Linked DNA regions of Homo sapiens: region 2 is linked to region 1. Evidence: chromatin loops called from intact Hi-C (ENCODE). Cell type or tissue: B cell. All regions are shown on one strand. Each heading gives the region's core, and the rest is flanking DNA. Links, peaks and the distances in the headings are about the cores only.

Region 1 (4,386 bases), core at 246-4,245:
TTACTTGAGGGTTTCTGTTCCCCTGCCATTCTCTGGCCTTGAAATCTGTCCAAAAGAAAATTGTGTCAGTCATTCTTCCTTCTCCTTTGCAAAGTCTGTGCCTATTCAGTGCTGAATCAAACACCAGAATACTTTACTTTTATAGTGTTGATAAAGAAAAAACAGGACAAGTGCAGTGGCTCATGCCTGTAATCCCAGCACTTTGGGAGGCTGAGGCGGGTGGATCACCTGAGGTGAGGAGTTCGAGACCAGTATGGGCAACATGGCAAAACCCCATCTCTACTAAAAATACAAAAATTAGCTAGGCTGGTGGCAGATACCTGTAGTCCCAGTTACTTGGGAGGCTGTGGCACAAGAATTGCTTGAACCCAGGAGGTGGAGGTTGCAGTGAGCCAAGATTGTGCCACTGCACTCCAGCCTGGGCAACAGAGCGAGACTGTCTCAAAAAAAAAAAAAAAAAAAACAGTTCCTGAGTCCAGATGCAATGACCACCTTATGAGATGGGTGGAGTTCAACCTGGAGTTAAAAGGATCTTGTCCTAAATTCTGGTGTTTGAAACACACTTTGTAAAAGTCATTTCACTTCCACCTGTCCCTCCTCCAGAGGCAACACCTTCTAAGTCCTTAAACCTGACCAGGACCTAAAGAAAAACACATGAGTTTCTCAGCAGCTGTTTTATATCCACCTCGTTTATACATTCTGGTTAAGAAATGGAGGATACTGCCTATACACAGAGGCACCGGATGTAAGCAAAAGCAATCAGTTACAGCTCCCACTGTGTCATCAGAATCCAATCTACAGCCAGACAGATAAGGAAAACAAAAAACCAGACAAGAAAGATGTCTCATTTAATCAAGTCAAGTAAGCACAGATAAAGGGAGACATCATTTTGAAAGAAAAGTAGCGATATATTCAAACTAAGAACATACATGCTGTGTAAGACCATGGGGAAAAATCCCTGTATTCGGCCTCCTCCTGATACGACATTTTAACCAAACGTGACTTCAGAATGTGTAAAAAAAAAAAAACCTCAAGAAAACGATAAAAAGATTTGGGAAAACAGTGAAAATATTGTATCAGCGCTCCGAAGACATTAAGTACAGGAGGGTCCCTCAATTGTGTAATCTAATTACACGCTGAGTGTACAGGAGTTCCAGGTAAGATTTCTCCTCCAAGAATGATACATATTAGAGCAGCGTGACAAAATGAACGAAAAACGGTATAGTAGAGTGCAGCAAAGAACAATTTGAAGAATAGTTTGGTGCAAGAGGAACTAAGTTTTGTGTTGGCAGGCACACAGATTAGTTGCCCTTTCACAGTATTAGAGAAACAAGTATGTCGCCTCACTTAGGGTTACCTAAGAAGGTCCGGCCAGACACAGGAAAAACAATGAAGTGCTGGGGAACAACGAGTTTGAGGACGGAAGGGAAAGGGAAAAGAGAAGGGGAGAGGATACGAGGAAGAAGGAAAGGAGTAGGGAAGAAAGGAGGGTCGGTGACGGTAAAGAGGGAAGGAGCGAAAAGGCCCTTCCAAGAGGACCCGTGTGAAGAGACAGATGGGGATCTCTGCAAAGAGTCCCAATGTTAGGAGGTGGGGGTGGAGAGGGGGTAGGGAAATGGAGAGAAACTTCTGTCCCTTCAAAAAATCTCGGCTTAAGGAGCAAAGCCTGTGGGCGCAGAGAATGTAAAGAGACGGAGACAGTCGCTTTCTTCTGGAGTGGGAGGGCCAGAGGCTAGGCACAGAGCGGAGATAAATTCCCGTCAGGGGAGGGCGCTATTTGGATGGACTGGAGAGGGGCAAACGAGCAGCCTTTGGGGATGGGAGAGCGAAAGCAGCCACAGCACTGAAGCTGAGGGTCGCAAGCTGCAGCAGACCTCACGGTGGGCGGTATGCTCCAAGCAGGGCCGCAGGCGTGGAGTGAGGAGCCGCGGGACGCGCTCCCCAAGGCGGGGGCGGGGCGGGCACGGCCGCGGGCTTCCTTGGCGGCGGGCTCTAAGCCGGATCGTCTGGCCGAGCCTGGAGCGCCGGCCCCGCTCGGCCCACCCTCTCGCTAGCTCCTACCTGTCCACGCCACCTCTCGGTCCTCTTAGTCGCTGGCTCGGCCTCCCGGCGCCTGCCCGCAGGTTGTCAAGCGTCCATGATCACCCCGGCGTCCGGCGCTTTTCTGTCTCCGCCGACCCGTCGCCCGTGCAGCTCCCCCGGAAGCCTCCCACCGCTGCACTCGCGTTCCGCCCACACAAGGTTCCACCCGCCGCGTTTACAGCCTTCGACCTCCGGTGGGGAAGTGGGAGCGAGGGGGCGGGGAAGAGTCTGCAGCCCGGGAACCAGGCGGGGAGGGGGTGGCTAGGGGCCCAAGGAGAGGAATGCGGCCTAGACGGTACTGCAGCCCAACCGTCGCCATCGCCATCCCGGGCCCCAAATCCTCCCCTTAGGCTGTGCTTTCTCTCTCAGGAGCTCCCCATGGCTACTGCGCTACCCCTGGGCACCGAGATACATTAAGCCTACTAACTACCACTTATTGAGCGTTTTACCATGTGCCAGGTGCTGTACATGCATTATCTCGTTGAATTCTCATAACTGTGGCTTGTATTATTGTTCCCATTTTTCAGGTGAGTTAACTAAGTCCAAAAGTCAGAAAGTGACAAAGCTTGCTATCTTTGTCAAACCCAGGCTATCTGAGGCCGAAGACGATGTTCTTGACCTCTATTCAGAAAATGTTTTAAAATAAGCAAGAGATGGGTTAAGCCAACAATGGTTCTATGACCAAAATGTCATTGATAGAGTTGCATCTGGTGCTTACCAACTCCCCTGGGAAGATGGCTAAGAAATGCCACATAATTGAACACTTAAACTGATTCCTGTATACACCACAGTCTTTCAGGTCTTGAAAATGAGAGAGAAAAACAGCCCTATTTGCCTATCGTGCGTTAGAATGCAGAAATGAGACAGGACAAATGCAAAGGAGCCTAGCATCAACCAACTCATTCATTTATTCAAAAACATTTCTTTAGCACCTATTATGTCCTGAAAAGTTATATGAAGATAAAACAAAGCTCTTACCCTCAAAAGCTCCAATGTGTTAAATGCTATGGGGAAGATATGACAACACTTTGGAAGCACAGAAGAGGTTGGGGAAGAAAAAAACAGACAAAAAGGGGAAAAAAGGGGGGTAGTGCCCATTGTCACAGAGGCTCGCACTGTGCAGCATATACTGATGTCAAAAAGAAACCCAGAGTGGTTTGACCCCAGGGTTTTCAAGAGTGAGAAATGAGGGGTACAGAGCTGGAGTCAGGTCATCAAAGGTCTTGGAATCCACATGCCAGGTACTGGGGAATTACTTAGGCTTTTTAAGCTAAGGAGAGGTATGAATAATTGCCTTGTTAGAGTGATCATGCTAGGTGCTATAGGAGTGGATTGGATGTGGAGAGAATTGGAGGCAGGGAAAACCTCCGGTGAGGTGACCGATTTATTCTAGATAAGAGATTGTGTTGCCGGGCGCGGTGGCTCACGCCTGTAATCCCAGCACTTTGGGAGGCCAAGGTGGGCAGATCACCTGAGGTCAGGAGTTCGAGACCGGCCTGGGCCACATGGCAAAACTCTGTCTCTACTAAAAATACAAAAATTAGCTGGGCATGGTGATGCACTACTAATCTCAGCTACTCTGGAGGCTGAGGCATGAGAATCGCTTGAACCCAGGAGGTGGAGGTTGCAGTGAGCCGAAATTGCGCCACTGCATTCCAGCCTGGGCAACAGACTGAGACTGCATCTCAAAAATACAAACAAAAACAAAGGTAGTGGCAATTGGGGATGAAAAAGAAGGGACACTGTTGGAGACATTTAGACTATAGAATCTATAAGACTTGGTGACCAGTTGAATATAAGGAGAGGGAGGGAGCATAACACCCAGGATTCTGCGCTGGGAGGCCAGAGCTGTCTAGAGCTAGTGTTAAGTGAACAGGGCTATGGAAGAGGAGGGACAAATATGAGAGTGAGAGGAAGACAAGTGAGTTTAGTGTGACTTCATAGAAATTCCAGCAATGCCTCTACTTCCTCTAGAACAATGTCCAGACTCCATGGCTGCAATTTGGATTTAGTATTTTGGTTTTTTTTTCCCTTAAGAGACAGAGTCTTACTCTGTCACCGCGGCTGGAGTGCAGTGGCACTATCATAGCTCACCTCAGCCTTGAACTTCTGGGCTCAAGGGATCCTACCACCTCCACCTCCCAAGTAGCTAGGACTAGAGGTGCGTGCCACCACACCCGGCAAATTTATTCCTTTTTTTTTTTTTAAAGATGGGGTCTCACTATGTTGCTCAAGCTGGTCTTCCCTGATCTCAAGTGATCCTCCCACCTTGGCTCCCAGAGTGCTGAGATTACAGGCGTGAGC
Region 2 (4,386 bases), core at 112-4,111, 140 kb after region 1:
CACCATACCTGGCTCAATTTTTTGTATTTTTAGTAGAGACGGGGTTTCACTGCGTTAGCCAGGATGGTCTCAATTTCCCGACTTCGTCATCCGCCTGCCTCAGCCTCCCAAAGTGCTGGGATTACAGGCGTGAGCCACTGCGCCTGGCCTTTTTATTTATTTATTTATTTTTTGATATGGAGTCTTGCTGTGTCGCCAGGCTGGAGTGCAGTGGTGTGATCTCGGCTCACTGCAACCTCTGCCTCCCAGGTTCAAGCGATTCTCCTGCCTCAGCCTCCTAAGTAGCTGGGATTACAGGTGCGTGCCACCATGCCCAGCTAATTTTTGTATTTTTAGTAGAGACAGGGTTTCACCATGTTGGCCAGGCTGGTCTGGATCTCCTGACCTCATGATCCGCCCACCTCGACCTCCCAAAGTTCTGGGATTACAGGCGTGAGCCACCACGCCCTGCCGAGGTATTTTCTTATCACGCCACAGTTGTGGAAGATATTTTGGATGTCTTCATGTTCATCATGATTTTGAAATCATGGTAATGCCCGGCACAGTGGCTCACGACTGTAATCCCAGCACTTTGGGAAGTTGAGGTGGGAGGATTTGCTTGAGTCCAGGAGTTTGAGACCAGCCTGGGCAACATAGTGAGAACCATTTCTACAAAAAAAAAAAAAAAAAAACCAGCTGGGCATGATGGCATGCGTCTGTAGTCCCAGCTACTTGGGAGGCTGAGGTGGGAGAATTGCTTGAATTTGGGACGTCGAGACTGCAGTGAGCTATGATCACGTCATTGCACTCTAGCCTGGGTAACAGTGAGACCATGTCTCAAAAAAAAAAAAAGTCGTAGTTATCATGCTCACTGCTGGATCTAGTTATTGAATACATTTATAAAGAATCACCCTTGGCTGGGCATGGTGGCTCATGCCTGTAATCCCAGCACTTTGGGAGGTGGAGGCAGGTGGATCATTTGAGGTCAGGAGTTCGAGACCAACCTGACCAACATGGTGAAACCCTGTCTCTACTAAATATAAAAAAAATTAGCTGGGCGTGGTGGCACGTCTGTGTAATCCTAGCTACTTGGGAGGCTGGGGCTGGAGAATCATTTGAACCCGAGAGGTGGAGGTTGCGGTGAGCAGAGATCGCACCATTGCACTCCAGCCTGGGCAATAAGAGCAAAACTCTGTCTAAAAAAAAAAAAAAAAAAAAAAAAAAAAAAAAAAAAAAAAGAATTACCCTCACACCTGTCATCCCAGCACTTGGGGAAGCTGAGGCAGGAGTATCACTTCTTGAAGCCAGGAGTTTGAGACCAACCTGGCCAACGTAGTGAAACCCCACCTCTACTAAAAATACAAAAATTAGCTGGGTCTGGTGGCTGGCACCTGTAATTCCAGCTACTTGGGAGATTTAGGCAGGAGAATCGCTTGAACCCAGGAGGTGGAGGTTGCAGTGAGCCGAGATTGTGCCACTGCACTCCAGCCTGGGCAGCAGAGCAAGATTCTGTTTCAAAAAATAAAATAAATGTCGGGCATAGTGGCTCACACCTGCAATCCCAGCACTTTGGGAGGCCAAGGCGGGCGGATTACCTGAGGTCAGGAGTTTGAGACCAGCCTGACCAACATGGAGAAACCCCGTCTCCACTAAAAATACAAAATTAGCTGGGCGTGGTGGCTCATGCCTGTAATCCCAGCACTCTGGGAGGCCAAGGCGGGCAGATCACGAGGTCAGGAGATGGAGACCATCCTGGCTAACACGATGAAACCTCATCTCTACTAAAAATACAAAAAATTAGCCAGGTATGGTGGCCTGCACCTGTAGTCCCACATACTCGGGAGGCTGAGGCAGGAGAATCGCTTGAACCCAGGAGGGGGAGGTTGCAGTGAGCCAAGATTGCGCCACTGCACTCCAGCCTGGGCGACAGAGTGAGACTCCATCTCAAAAAACAAAACAAAACAAAAAACAAAACAAAAAAAGAAAAAAAATACAAAATTAGCCAGGCGTCATGGCACATGCCTGTAATCCCAGCTACTTGGGAGAATGAGGCAGGAGAATCACTTAAGCCCGGGAGGCAGAGGTTGCGGTGAGCCAAGATCACACCATTGCACTCCAGCCTGGGCAACAAGAGTGAAACTCCGTCTCAAAATAAATAAATAAATAAAAATAAAAATGCAAAAACCACTCTGAGAAAGGTCCCTGGGCCCCCCTAGACTCCAGGGGCCTGTGGCACAGAAGAGGAAGCAGCCCTGCCCAGCACCAACTACACTCACGGTCACCCCACCAGCCCTCCCTCCTGGCATCCCTGTCTCCACTCCTGTGCCTCAGGTGGCCTGGCACCCCTCCTTAGTGGCCAGACACCTTGAGTGGCCACACGCTGCCATCTGCTGGGGTTGGCCCACACGGCACCCTGGTGGCGCTGGTTCCTGCTGGTCCTTCTGTTCCCTGGGACACCTCTTCCCCAAGGCAGTGGGTGCGCCTGACTGGGAGGAAGTCTCTGGGAGCAGGTCAGCATCAGAGCACAAAACAGGGGTGTCAGAGCTGGAGGCAGGGAAATCTGTAATTTCAATATCAGGTGGAAAGAATCTTTAAGGACAGCTGCTCTTTGAATAGATAAATGAGCACAAGGGACAACATTTCAAAAGGTAAAAAAAAAATGTGAGAAGTTTCTCTCCCACCCTGTCCCTTGGCCTCAAACTCTTTTTTTTTTTTTGAGACGGAGTCTCCCTCTGTGGCCCAGGCTGGAGTGCAGTGGCGCAATCTCAGCTCACTGCAACCTCCACCTCCCAGGTTTAAGTGATTCTCCTGCCTCAGCCTCCCAAGTAGCTAGGATTACAGGCGCCCACCACCATGCCAGGCTAATTTTTTATATCTTTAGTAGAGACGGGGTTTCACCATGTTGGCCAGGCTGGTCTGAAACTCCTGACCTCGTGATCTGCCCGCCTTGGCGTCACAAAGTGCTGGGATTACAGGCATGAGCCACTGTGCCCAGCTGGCCTGCATTTGCTTTTTTATTTAGCAACCTATGCTTTGGAGATTGCTCCTTATCTACATAGAAGTAGCATCCTCGTTTTTTTCTCTTTATTTTTCTCAGATCATTTCCAAAGCAGTCCATTGAAAAATAATGTCTTGGCCGGGCGCAGTGGCTCACGCCTGTAATCCCAGCACTTTGGGAGGCCCAGGCGGGCGGATCACGAGGTCAGGAGATGGAGACTATCCTGGCTAACACAGTGAAACCCCGTCTCTACTAAAAATACAAAAAAGTAGCTGGGCGTGGTGGCAGGCGCCTGTAGTCCCAGCTACTTGTGAGGCTGAGGCAGGAGAATGGCGTGAACCCGTGAGGCAGAGCTTGCAGTGAGCCGAGATTGCGCCACTGCACTCCAGCCTGGGCGACAGAGCGAGACTCCGTCTCAAAAAAAATAAATTAATTAATTAAATAATGTCTTTCCATAGAAACAGGAATACCCAGACATCGTTAGAAATTTCAGGATAGTTCTAGGATTTTCTTACTCACCTCCAAAATTCTAGGGATACTGAGTTGAGTAATTCTGTATTCCTCTGCAGTGGATTTGCATTTCAAAGGGACCTCATAGGACTATGGTGCTTTAACCCCCCAAAATGACTAGATGGTGGAATTTTGGGCAGCAGGATCTGAGGTAGCTTGGTCTCTGGGTAGAGGATTTTATCTGTGGTGTCCCTAAGTCCAGGTGTTAGAGCACCATTTATTTCTGTCTATTCCTCAGTGCTTGATGAGTTTGGTTAGTGTGAGTTGGTCCTCCAGAAAGGGATTCCCTCTGGCACACAGAGCTGAGGGCTGCACTGCAGACCATGCTGAATTCTTAGGTTCAGCGTTCTGGAGCCTGCAAATGAAGCTGACAAAAGACAAACGGCTGGGCTCGGTGGCTCATGCCTGTAATCCTAGCACTCTGGGAGGCCAAGGAGGGCAGATTGCCTGAGCTCGGGAGTTCGAAACCAGCCTGGGCAAAACGGTGAAACCCCACCTCTACTAAAAATACAAAAAAAAATCAGCCGGGCATGGTGGTGTGTGCCTGTAGTCCCGGCTACTTGAGAGGCTGAGACAGGAGAATTGTTTGAACTCGGAAGGCGGGGTTGCAGTAAGCCAAGTTCGCGCCACTGCACTCCAGCCTGGGCAACACAGCAAGACTCCATCTCCAAAAAAAAAGATAAATAAGCAAGAGACATGTTTGCAGGCAGGAGTTTGCAGAAAAATGTGACTCACGGAGGTGGTTAGAATTTGGGGCTTACATATTATCTTCATAGGAGAAGTGAGGGGGAGAAAAGCTACTTATGGGAAAACAAATTACTTTTAGGAGAACTAAATGGGCTCTTAGCGAGAGGATCGCTTGAGCCCAGGAGTTTGAGGTTACAGTGAGCTATGATCAG

What was found. Peaks named below come from ENCODE experiments on the same cell type or tissue, not always from the same donor. Only the 100,000 strongest peaks of a DNase experiment are listed, where the experiment ranks them.
Region 2: a loop joins it to region 1, with 12 times the contacts of the local background. A loop is called at or near these places in 1 of 110 quality-filtered maps.

Annotation. Positions count from the first base shown.
Region 1 is chr2:231,784,214-231,788,599 of GRCh38, reverse strand. COPS7B (COP9 signalosome subunit 7B) reads right to left here and starts at 2,155. Exons shown (of 7, transcript NM_022730.4): 1 at 2,062-2,155; 2 at 1-45. The coding sequence starts at 29. RefSeq lists silencers at 1,898-2,157, 2,248-2,427, 2,438-2,517. In B cell, for the core only: CTCF peaks have their summits at 1,571 and 1,792 (motif pointing right); a DNase peak (open chromatin) is centred at 2,179; H3K4me3 peaks cover 1,468 bases; H3K27ac peaks cover 1,618 bases.
Region 2 is chr2:231,646,751-231,651,136 of GRCh38, reverse strand. No RefSeq gene overlaps it. Among named protein-coding and RNA genes, the nearest start is that of TEX44, 56 kb to the right of the region's middle. RefSeq lists an enhancer at 4,127-4,386. In B cell, for the core only: CTCF peaks have their summits at 2,155 and 2,359 (motif pointing left); a DNase peak (open chromatin) is centred at 2,366.